Regions from separate parts of the Homo sapiens genome. Here region 2 is linked to region 1. A link is an interaction called in ENCODE POLR2A ChIA-PET data of the cell type or tissue named here. Cell type or tissue: MCF 10A. All regions are shown on one strand. Each heading gives the region's core, and the rest is flanking DNA. Links, peaks and the distances in the headings are about the cores only.

Region 1 (5,123 bases), core at 124-5,123:
TCTGCCTGGCCTCCTGCTGATGAGGACTCTAAGTTCCCAGGATACAAAAGGGGTGGCAGTGTATGGTTCAGGAATGCTGAATATGGGAAGCAGGGGTGCTTGTGACCCTAATAAATTCCAAGTCCTCTTCCCTGCCACCTCCGGCTCTTCTTGTGTCCAAGCCCTCAGACCCTTCCCCACCTCCCCCTCCTTTCCCTTTCCCGAAGGATTGTTCCCTTTCTCTGCCTGGTCTCCCAGGGCAACCCCCGCCGCCGGGTGTGAGAGGAAAGAGTATGTGTCACTGTGTATGCGTGACACTCCGGGTCTTTTTGAAGGGAGGGGTTCGTGCGTCACCCCTTTCCACTGGTTCTGCAGCACCAGTCCCCTCCCCCCAACTCCCTGGGTTCTTATGGTCCCCAAGGGTGATTTGTTCATGGCCCCATCTTGGTGTCCAGTCTGGCCTTGAAAGGGGGTCTTGGAACAGGTGGCCCTCCCCCACCCCTCTCCTTTCTCTGAGTCCCCCCCTCCCCTTTCTCTCCACCTTACAATAGCTGCAGCCGGCCTGGGGTCGGATGGGGGGGATTAGGGGAGGGGGCCAGGATTAGGGGAATGAACCAGCCGATGAAAGGGGCTGGAGAGAGCAGGAGGGAGGGGGCTGGGAAGAGGAGGAGGAAGGGGAGGGGGGTCTGCGCTAATCGACTCTGGCGCCCACATAAGGACTGGCCACGGACTGAAGGAGAGGACAGGGAAGTAGGGGGGAACTGGGGTGGGGGGCGAGGGCACCCACTGCTGCCTTGTCCCAGGGACAGGCCACCCCCTGGCAGCCGCAGCCCAAGTCCGGGAGCCTCAGCTCGGGCGGGGACAAGATGCCCATCAGGGTCTCTAACTGCCCCCCACCCCCTCGCCCTGTATCCCTCTCATTCCCTACACTCAATGGGGATCGCTCTGCCCCTTCCTCTTCTCTTTCCTCCCCATCCCCTTCGTTTACTCTAGAGTCCTCGAAGAGGCTTCTGCCCACTTCCCACTCCAGACATTCTGCCCCTGTGTACCCCACCCACACGCGCACCCCCCCTTCCCAATGGGAGCTCCATCTTGTGTATGTCCCTGTTTCCGCGTGGTGTCTCCATTCCCCCTTTCCTCCCGTGCGCCTCCCTCCCTTCCCCGCCCCGGGCCGCGGCTCCTGATTGTCCAAACGCAATTCTCGAGTCTATGGCTCCGGCCGAGAGTTGAGTCTGGACGTCCCGAGCCGCCGCCCCCAAACCTCGAGCGGGAGAGCGGGTCGGAGGGTCTAGGGAGAGCCAAAGCAGAGGGTGGAGGGAGTCCCCAGGGTGGTAAGGGGAATCCCGGGCACATCGGGACCTAGGTGTGTTCTCAGGACTAGAAGGCTAAAGCGGCAGATCTTTTGCAGCCTTTTCCCCCGGGATCCTGGAATGGGGGTTACGGAGAAGTGAGGGGGGTTGATCCCCAGAGTCGCCAGGGTACGCAGAGTGGGGGAGGTAGCCCTTTTCACGAGCCCTCTGTCCCCTCCTGGGGTCCCAGATATTCCAGGCCCCGGCCCCCCGGAGCTGAGGCCCCGCGTGGGGGCCTCTGGAAGGGAACCGAGGCTAAGGTTGTTGGCCGCGCGACGGTGCTGGGCCGGGGGCGGAGACCGTGGTTCCCTAAGTGGCGCAGAACTCCCGGGACGCAGGATCCTCACGCGGGACGAGCCCGTCCCGTGGGCGGGAGAACCGCGGCGTCCACGTCCCGTCCCACCCGCGCCGCGAATGGTGGGTGACGTCTCCGCCGGCGGGGGGAGCGGGTGTAGCGGAGGAGCAGGCGGAAGTGACGTAGGGCCCCAGCGCCCGGGCCATGGCGGCGGCGGTGGCGGGAGCTGCTGTCTGAGCAGCGGTTGCGGACCGAGCGAACTTGGCCCAGGAGCCCGGGCCTAGGGAGAGGCGCGGCGGCGGCGGGAGCGCGAACGGCTGGAGCTGGGTGAGGGGCAGTGCCGGCGCGGGGGCGGGAGCGGGGGCGGAGAGGGGCGCTTCTGGAGGGGCGGGGTCTACGCGAGGGGCGGCCCCCCTGACGCCCTCCTCCCCTTCCCCCCACCCCCAGCCTTCTTCGCCTTCTCCTCGGCTGTGGAGCCCTGGTGGGGGGTCTGCGCCCGGTCACCATGACGACGCCGGCGAATGCCCAGAATGCCAGCAAAACGTGGGAACTGAGTCTGTATGAGCTGCACCGGACCCCGCAGGTGACAGGCATTCTCCCTTTCAGGCTTACCCCCTCCCCCAAACCCTTATATCCACAGACCGCATCACACAGCTTCTTTTCCGTAATTTGCTCTATTCTGCCTTGCCTGGCCCTACCTTTGAATCACCTTAATCTTTCCAAAGCACTTTCGCATTTAGCTCATTTAATCCTCAAAACAGCCCTGCCAGAGAGGTGGAACAAGTATTATTATCTTCATTTGAAAGATCACAAACACAAAAATTACCTTCCCTGTTCCTCATTCAGTGTCATAAGTCAGTGCACATAAGACTCACTTTGGGAGTTTATTAAAAGCAGAGCTTCATGCCCCCCAACATTCTGATTCAGTAGTGAATTGGGTTCTCAGAATCTGAATTTTTAACAGGCACCCTATGGGGTTCTAATACAGGTAGCACCAGGACTTTAAAAAATTTTGTTGAATAGTTTTTCCCAACCACAGATTTGTGCCATCTTCACTCCTAGGCCACTTAGCCACCTCAGATCCTCCTATTCCAAAGCTCCTACTCTTAGTTAATGGACACTAAAGTCTGTCTTTTCTCCATTTGCTCCAAGTCATCAGTCCTTCTCTTTCTCAGAATTCTTGTCTCCTATAGAGACCAACATGGGTCTTCTCACTGTATTTCTCAAAATTCTTATTTTATGGGCTGCTGTTTCTAAAACCCCTTTCCCTCTAACCCACACCACCTTTCTACTCACTGATGCCTTCAGGAAGCCATAATGGATGGCACAGAGATTGCTGTTTCCCCTCGGTCACTGCATTCAGAACTCATGTGCCCTATCTGCCTGGACATGCTGAAGAATACGATGACCACCAAGGAGTGCCTCCACAGATTCTGCTCTGACTGCATTGTCACAGCCCTACGGAGCGGGTAATAGGAGAGACATGTTTGAGATGAGATGAAGGGGTACAAAGTTAGGGCCCTCTCACTGGTCTTGGTTCAGCCTAGGCTTCAGTTCCCTTGACTGACCACTCAGGGCTTCCCTTCTCCTACCCCAGGAACAAGGAGTGTCCTACCTGCCGAAAGAAGCTGGTGTCCAAGCGATCCCTACGGCCAGACCCCAACTTTGATGCCCTGATCTCTAAGATCTATCCTAGCCGGGAGGAATACGAGGCCCATCAAGACCGAGTGCTTATCCGCCTGAGCCGCCTGCACAACCAGCAGGCATTGAGCTCCAGCATTGAGGAGGGGCTACGCATGCAGGCCATGCACAGGTGTGAGGGTCAGGAGAGAAGCAGAACTGATGGGATGGGTCCGTGGGTCAGTCCTTGTTGCCTGCTAGCTTCTAAGCCTCAGCATCCTAGGAGCTGACCACAGACTGATCATTAGGGCTGGAAATCATGGGTGTAAATTGCAGTTTCTTAGTAAACAACTGGCCCTGCTCTTCTTAAGAAAAATATAGGGCTGGGCACAGTGACTCACATCTGTAATCCCAGCACTTTGGGAGGTGAGGATGGGAGGATCACTTGAGCCCAGGAGTTTGAGACCACCTTGAATAACATAGGGAAATCTCATCTCTACAACAAATTAAACATTTAGCTGGGCATGGTGGCACATGCCTGTAGTCCTACCTTCTTGGGAGGCTGAGGTAATAGGATCACTTGAGCCTGGGAAGAAAGTGGATGTTGCAGTGAACCATGATCACACCACTGCACACTGCACTCCAGCCTGCTGGGCGACAGAACAAGGCCCTGTCACAAAAAAAAAAAAAGGAAAAATGTAGTTTACCCCATGACTTTCTAGAAGTTAGAACAGTAGAGCGATTTTGAGAATAAGCCCCGGATTCATACTGCTGGAAGTTAAATCACCTCCTAGGCCAGCATCTCTCAGTCTTTCATGTGTATCCAGATTACCTGTAGATCTTCAGATGCAAACTGTGATTCAGTAGGTCTAGAGTTGGGCCCGAGAGTCTGCATTTCACAAGCTCACAGGGGATGTGTATGCTGCTACCGCACTTTGAGAGGTGACAGCCTATGATCACTAACAAGTTACTTAACCTCTCTAAGCCTCAGTTTCCTCAGCCATAAAATAGAGGTAATATAATTACCTGTGTCATAGGATTCATTGTATTAGGTAAGGGGATTGGTGCAAAACACTTAGTATACTGAGTGCTTAGCACATTGTGTTTAATAAATATTAGGTATCGTCATTAGGATTTTTCTTATCTCTTAATTCTCTGAAGTTTAAAGTCTAAGCCCTTTATCCTGGATGCCTTCTAACCTTAACCACTTGCTTCTACAGGGCCCAGCGTGTGAGGCGGCCGATACCAGGGTCAGATCAGACCACAACGATGAGTGGGGGGGAAGGAGAGCCCGGGGAGGGAGAAGGGGATGGAGAAGATGTGAGCTCAGACTCCGCCCCTGACTCTGCCCCAGGCCCTGCTCCCAAGCGACCCCGTGGAGGGGGCGCAGGGGGGAGCAGTGTAGGGACAGGGGGAGGCGGCACTGGTGGGGTGGGTGGGGGTGCCGGTTCGGAAGACTCTGGTGACCGGGGAGGGACTCTGGGAGGGGGAACGCTGGGCCCCCCAAGCCCTCCTGGGGCCCCCAGCCCCCCAGAGCCAGGTGGAGAAATTGAGCTCGTGTTCCGGCCCCACCCCCTGCTCGTGGAGAAGGGAGAATACTGCCAGACGAGGTGAGGAGCCCTGTCTTTCCCCAGCCACTGAGAAACCAAAGATCACCTAGATTTCCATCAGAAGTGGGCTTTGCCCAAACCCAAAATACCACCCCAACCCAGAATCCATTTTGGAAAGCCCCTACCTCCAGTCCTCATCTGAGGCGCTCTGGCTCTAAGCCTGTCCTCCCTCCCATTCCAGGTATGTGAAGACAACTGGGAATGCCACAGTGGACCACCTCTCCAAGTACTTGGCCCTGCGCATTGCCCTCGAGCGGAGGCAACAGCAGG
Region 2 (6,997 bases), core at 1-5,000, 51 kb after region 1:
GGAGGAGGGTTGCCTGAGCCCAGGAGGTTGAGGCTACAGTGAGCCATGATCACACTACTGCATTCCAGCTTGGGTGACAGAGCAAGACTGTTACTAAAAACAAAGACATAAAAATGAAGGACAGATAAATTCAATCATATTAAAATTACAAATTTCTTTAATCAAAAAGCAACATTAAAAAAACAAAGGCTGGACGCGGTGGCTCATGCCTGTAATCCCAGCATTTTGGGAGGCTGAGGCGGATGGATCACCTGAGGTCAGGCGTTCAAGACTGGCCTGGCCAACATGGCAAAACCCATCTCTACTAAATATACAAAAATTAGCCGGGCGTGGTAGCACACGCCTGTAATCCCAGCTACTCAGGAGGCTGAGAAAGGATAAGTGCTTGAACCCGGGAGGCAGAGGTGCAGTGAGCTGAGATCACACCATTGCACTCCAGCCTCGGCAACATGAGTGAAACTCCATCTCAAAAAAAAAAAAAAAAAGGTGCAAGGATTTCTTGAGCCCAGGAGCCTGGGCAACACAGAAAGACCCTCATCTCACCAAAAAAAAAAAAAAAAGTAAAAAGATACATACTAAAAGATAATCTGTAACCTACGTATAATCAACAAGATTAGTATGTAGATGATGCAAAGAACTCTTATAAATAAAAAATACTAGCAGACTTATTTTTTTCTTTATTTTTTGAGAGAGTCACGCTCTGTAACTGAGGCTGGAGTGCAGTGGCATAATCTTGGCTCACTGCAACCTCCGCCTCCCAGGTTCAGCGCCCCTGAGGAGCTGGGACTACAGGCATGCGCCACTATGCCTGGTTAATTTTTGTACTTCTAGTAGAGACAGGGTTCTGCCATGCTGGCCAGGCTGGTCTTGAATTACTGGCCTCAACTGATCCATCCGCCTCAGCCTCCCAAAGTGCTGGGATTACAGGTGTACACCCTGCCCAGCCACAAGCCGATTTTTAAAAGGTCAAATGCTATGACAGCCATTTTACAGGAAAAAAAAAAATTGTATAGTTGTGGTGACGCTCCTCACACAGAGCACCAGCTTCAGGGAGTCTGTCCCTTGCAGACCCCTGACCCGGCAACGGATGAATGAGGTACACTGACACACAGATACTCTGCTTTGCCAGTCCAGCTGAGTGTGTCCAGGCTGTTTACAGACTCCCTGAAGAGTACTGTAAACAGTTGCAATGGCGGCCCTGACCAGCTAGTGAGACTCGCATTTATTCAGTAAAGATTAATTGACAAAGACTTGAGTCAACACCACTACGGGGTAACTGACATTGTGGACTTCCTGAGTAGAAAGCAGTTAAGCACCTGCGGTACATCAAAGATTAGTCTTAAGACCATATGAGTAAACAAGCTACCTAGATAACTTCCCCACATTCCTTTGTTATTACTCTAATTTATTTAACTAAAGGTAAAGATCAGGTCGCCTTCAACCATATCTATTACTGAAGTTATGCAAACTCTTAGGCCTTCCAAGAGGGTTTGTGGCTATCATCACTAATATTTTTCCCACCAGCCTGACTGAACCCCTACATATAGTTACTAAACATTTGAAATGATGCTCAATGTTATTAGTAATCAGAAAATTACAAATAAAACCCACTGAAATACAGGTTGAGTATCCCTAATCCAATAATCTGAAATCCAAAATGCTCCAAAATCCGGAAGTTTTTGAGTATCAACATGATGCTCAAAGGTAATGCTCTTTGGAGCATTTCAGATTTCAGATTTTCAGACTACAGATGCTAACCAGTAAAAATAATGCAAGGAATCCAAAATCCGAAAAAAATCAAAATCTGAAACATTTCTGATCCCGAGCATCTTTAGCAGCATCCTTGGTCTCTAAAAAAAAAAAGAAAAAAAATGGCAAAGACCTGATAATACCACATGTTGGAGAAAATGTGGCTCAGTAGGAATTCTTACATATTGCTGGTGAGAAGGAACTACTTAGGAAAACAATTTATCATTGTCTCATAAAGACTAATACTGCATATCTTATTAGCAGCAAGACTACTGTCCTAGGTTTATACCCAAGAGAAACTTTTGATGAAGATAATCAATATCTATGTGTGCTAAAAGACATGATTATTCATAAAACAATGCTCACAGAAGCAAGAAACTGGAAACAATCCATTTATAGAATATGTTTAATCACACAAGTCATATATGGCAGTGAAAAGGAATGAGCTATAGCCATATGCAATAACATGACAATATTAGAAAAATTATGCATGAAAAAAATCCTGTGATTCTGGGGTTTTTTGTTTTGTTTTGCTGTTTGAGACAGGGTCTTGCTGTGTTGCCAAGGGTAGACTACAATGTCATGATCATGGCTCGCTGTAATCTCGAACTCCTGGATTTCAAAGTGGTCCTCTCGCCTTTGTCTCCCAAATAGCTAGAACTACAGGTGCATACCACCATGCCTGGCTTTTTTTTTTTTCTTTTTTGCCTTGCTGTTTTCTTGCCTTGTCTCATCAGTGTTTATATCATTAAAAAATAAAACAACCCAGTGCAGTGGCTGTTTTGTTTTTTAATGATATAAACACTCACAAACACACCACACAATCCAAGTAGCAGCAGCTTGGCAAAAGTCACCATCAAACTATGAAATCCTACTGAAACCATCCCTGTGCTTCTCGTGCACAGGTACTCGTTGATCTAAATGTTGCATTTATTGTGTTCTTGCTTTTTTCCCCCTTTTTTTGTGTGTGTTCTTGCTTTTAAAAGTAAAGCTATATATATGCCAAAACAAAAATTCGTTGTTTTCCAGTGTCATTAAAAACAGAATCTAGGCCGGGTGCAGTGACTCATGCCTATAATCCCAGCACTTTGGGAGGCTGAGGCGGGTGAATCACCTGAGGTCAGGAGTTTTAAGACCAGCTGGGCCAACATGGTGAAACCCCATCTCTACTAAAAATACAAAAATTAGCTGGACATGGTGGCACGTGCCTGCAGTCCCAGCTACTCAGAGGCTGAGGCAGGAGAATCACTTAACCTGGGAGGCGGACGTTGCAGTGAGCTGACATCGTATCGCTGCACTCCAGTGTGGGAGTCAGAGTGAGACTCCGTCTTTAAAAAAAAAAAAGAATCATAAGATTTTTCACTTGAGGGCAGTAATTCAAGACCAGCCCAGGCAACAGTTGTCTTTTGTAAAGACAACTGTCTTTACAAAATTAAAAAATTAGCTGGCACACACCTACAGTAAACTCATTTTTGGTAAAAGTGCCAAGAACATACACTGGGGAAAAGATAGTCTCTTGGTCAGGCACGGTAGCTCACGCCTGTAATCCCAGCACTTGGGAGGCCCAGGTGGGAGGATCACTTGAAGTCAGGAGTTCAAGACAAGCCTGGCTAACATGGTGAAATCCCGTCTCTACTAAAAACACAAAAACTAGCCCGGCGTGGTGGCAGGCATCAGTAATCCCAACTATTCAGGAGGCTGAGGCAGGAGAATCACTTGAACCAAGGAGGCAGAGGTTGCAGTGAGCCAATACTGCACCACTGCACTCCAGCCTAGGTGACAGAGCAAGACTCCGTCTGAAAAAAAAAAAAAGAGAGATAGTCTCTTCAATAATGGTGCTGGGAAAACTGGCTATCCATTACACAGAAGAATGAAACTATACCCCTATCTCTCGCCACATATGAAAACCAAATCAAATGGATTAAAGACTTAAATCTAAGACCAAATTATGAAACTACTACAAGAAAACACTGGGGAAAATCTCCAAGACACGGGTCTGGGCAAAAATTTCTTGAGCCATACCCCACAAGCACAGGCAACCAAAGCAAAAATGGCCAAATGGGATCACGTCAAGTTACAAAGCTTCTGCACAGCTGGGCACGGTGGCTCACGCCTGTAATCCCAGCACTTTGGGAGACAGAGCTGGGCAGATCACCTGAGGTCAGGAGTTTGAGACCAGCCTGACCAACATGGTGAAACCCCATCTCTACTAAAAATACAAAATTAGCCAGGCATGGTGGCACATGCCTGTAATCACAGCTACTCAGGAGGCTGAGGCAGGAAAATTGCTTGAACCTGGGAGGCGGAGGTTGCGGTGAGCTGAGATCGCACCATCGCACTCCAGCCTGGACAACAAGAACAAAACTCCATCTCAAAAAAAAAAAAAAAAAAAAAAAAAGCTTCTGCACAGCTAAAGAAACAATAAAGTGAAGAGACAAAGAATATTTGCACATCCCATCTGCCAAGGGATTAATAACCAGAATATATAAGGGGCTCAAACAACTCTACATGACAGTCTAATAATCCTATTAAAAAATGGGCAAAAGATTTGAATAGATATTTTTCAAAAGAATACAAATGGCAAACAGACATATATGAAAAGGGGCTCACCATCACTATTATCAGAGAAATACAAATCAAAACTACAATGAGATCTCATCTCACTCCAGTCAGAATGGCTTTTATCCAAAAGACAGGCAATAGCAATGCTGGCAAGGATGTGGAGAAAAGGGAACCCTTATACACTGTTGGTGGGAATGTAGATTAGTACAAACACTTTGGAGAACAGTTTGAAGGTTGCTCAAAAAACTAAAAGTAGAGCTACCATATGATTCAGCAATCCCACTGCTGGGTATATACCCAAAAGAAAGGAAATCAGTACATTGAAGAGATATTTGCACTCCCATGTTTGTTGCAGTATTGTTCACAATAGCTAAGATTTGGAAGCAACCTAAGTGTCCATCAACAGATGAATGGGTAAAGAAAATGTGGGATATATACACAATGGAGTACTACTCAGCCATAAAAAAGAATGAGACTCAGTCATTTGCAACAACATGCATAGAATTGGAAATTATTATATTAAGTGAAATAAGCCAGGCACAGAAAGACAAACGTCATGTGTTCTCACTGATTCGTGGAATCTAAAAATCAAAACAATTGAACTCATGTACTCATGTACGAAGAGAGTAGAAGGATGGCTACCAGAGGCTGGGAAGGCTAGTGGAAGGCTGGGGAGAAGGTGGGGATGATTAATGGGTACAAACAAAAATAGGAAGAATAAATAAGACCTACTATTTGACAGCACAACAGGGTGACTATAGTCAATTATAACTTAATTGTACATTTTAAAATAACTTAGTGTAATCGGATTGTTTATAACACAAAGGATAAATGCTTGAGAGGATAGATAAAGAAAAAAATAAAATTCATTCTAAAAATAAAAAATTAGCTAGGCATGGTGGCTCGCACCTGTGGTCCCAGCTACCCAGGGGGCTAAGGTAGAAGGATCACTTAAGCCCAGGCTGTTGAGGCTGCAGTGAGCCATGTTCATGCCACTGCACTCCAGCCTGGGTGACAGAGTGACACTTTGCCTCAAAAAAAAAAAAAAAAAAAAACCAAAGACAAAATAAAATAAAATAGACCAATAATGACAGTATGTTGTGAATCAAGAGTTACAGTAATTCCGCATACCTGAGATCCATTATGCCACTCCCTACACACACACACACACACACACACACACACAGAGAGAGAGAGAGAGAGAGCTGAAAACAGCACAGAAGGCTGTCTCTTCCCTTTTCCCCACACCCCTACCTGTGTCCGAGCATTGAGCAGCTGCTGGAAGCTCTCAACCTCTTTGCTGTCATCTGCAGCCCGCTCCTAAGGGAAGACAAAGGGAAATGTCTAGTTTGGGGAAAGCAGTCCTTCACTTCAGGATGTCCCCTTCATTCCACACTTATTGTACTAAGCTGGACACTGTGCCAGACTCCAAGAGTAAAACACTGAACAAGACAGGCATCATCTCTGCCCTCACAGAGCTAACAGCAGTGGGGGAAACCGAATTTTCTGGGTAGGAAGGCAAGGAGAAGGAGCACCTATTACCATCAGCACACCCAGCATCATGTCATAGTTGTTGATCAGAAACACAAGCTGCTCCTTCCTTGAGGAGAACTCAGCTGCCACTCGGAGGACAAAATTCTCCACCTCCACCTGAAAAGGCAGAGAGGAAGAGGTGACACCAGAAAGCAAGGTCATCTGGGCCCCATCTGGCTCCTCCTCAGACTCCACCCACTGGAAGCAGCCCTGCTGCTGGGAAGTGTCTCCTGTCCGACCCTCACCTGCAGCTGTCCCAGCAATTGCATGGTCCGTTCATTAGGAATTGTCTGGTTGATACTGACAAGAGCGGAGGAGAACTCTGCATAGCGGCGTGTGATCTAGGAGAGAGTGGGAAGGAAAATCACACCCACCTCCTGGCCCAACCAACACAACCTCCCAACTTCCTTAGCCAACCCACCTCCATGTGATGTGACTCTACCTTCAGTCCCTCCTACCCACAGTGCACCACTCACCATGAGTTTCACCACCCTCCCAGAACACCTGCTCATAGCGTGGCCCATGACACAACTGTGACCTTGGCCAACCCCCACAATGATGCTTAGAGCCCTGCCTTTCAAGAACCCTTTGTTACCCTTGCCCTCCCTCACATAGTGGGGCCGAGTATCCAACCCCCCTAGGCGCTGGGGGTCAGTGCTTCGGACGCTCTGAACATTCATCTCCAGGATCAGTTCAAACCGTGGCCATAGCAAGGCAAGCACCTGTTCCCAGTACCTGTGGGCTTAATCAGAATCAGAGGTCAGCCAGCAAGGAATGTTGGAGGGGGATGGGAGGGAGTGGGGCATCATTCAGTTTAATGGTCAATAGCTAGTTGTGGGGGTTGGGGGGCAGTGGTTGGAGAAAGGTGAGTCAAAAAGCAGCACTACTGCCTCCGGAGCAAATGAATGGGAATAAAGGTTGATGATACCAGGTCAGTAGGAGTCTAAGGTCAGGGCAGAGTCATGCAAGACCAAGAGAGTTCGTGGCCTGTTGGGCATCAAGGACCAGAATTCAGTGACCTGTCCAGGGCAGGAACATCCCTCTTTGCTGCAATGTTACGGAACCGGAGAACAATGTGGATACAGAGAAAAACAGCAATGGCATCGTAGCAGTCAGCTAGATAAGAATCCAGGTGTTTCTGTGTGATTGGGGA

The links. ChIA-PET counts read pairs that join two places held together with the same protein. Peaks named below come from ENCODE experiments on the same cell type or tissue, not always from the same donor. Only the 100,000 strongest peaks of a DNase experiment are listed, where the experiment ranks them.
Region 2: POLR2A ChIA-PET joins it to region 1 with 10 read pairs; 27 of 35 experiments call an interaction of 5 or more read pairs at or near these places.

The regions. Positions count from the first base shown.
Region 1 is chr6:33,206,695-33,211,817 of GRCh38, forward strand. It overlaps HSD17B8 (hydroxysteroid 17-beta dehydrogenase 8), which reads left to right. Exons shown (of 9, transcript NM_014234.5): 9 at 1-137. It overlaps RING1 (ring finger protein 1), which reads left to right and starts at 1,806. Exons shown (of 7, transcript NM_002931.4): 1 at 1,806-1,950; 2 at 2,071-2,206; 3 at 2,932-3,092; 4 at 3,221-3,436; 5 at 4,464-4,853; 6 at 5,035-5,123. The coding sequence starts at 2,129. It overlaps MIR219A1 (microRNA 219a-1), which reads left to right and starts at 1,141; the gene lies at 1,141-1,250. In MCF 10A, for the core only: no CTCF peak of the experiment used is centred there; no DNase peak of the experiment used is centred there.
Region 2 is chr6:33,257,919-33,264,915 of GRCh38, forward strand. VPS52 (VPS52 subunit of GARP complex) reads right to left here. Exons shown (of 20, transcript NM_022553.6): 13 at 6,864-6,982; 14 at 6,456-6,579; 15 at 6,090-6,185; 16 at 5,854-5,961; 17 at 5,566-5,631. Among named protein-coding and RNA genes, the nearest start is that of VPS52, 10 kb to the right of the region's middle. In MCF 10A, for the core only: no CTCF peak of the experiment used is centred there; a DNase peak (open chromatin) is centred at 2,853.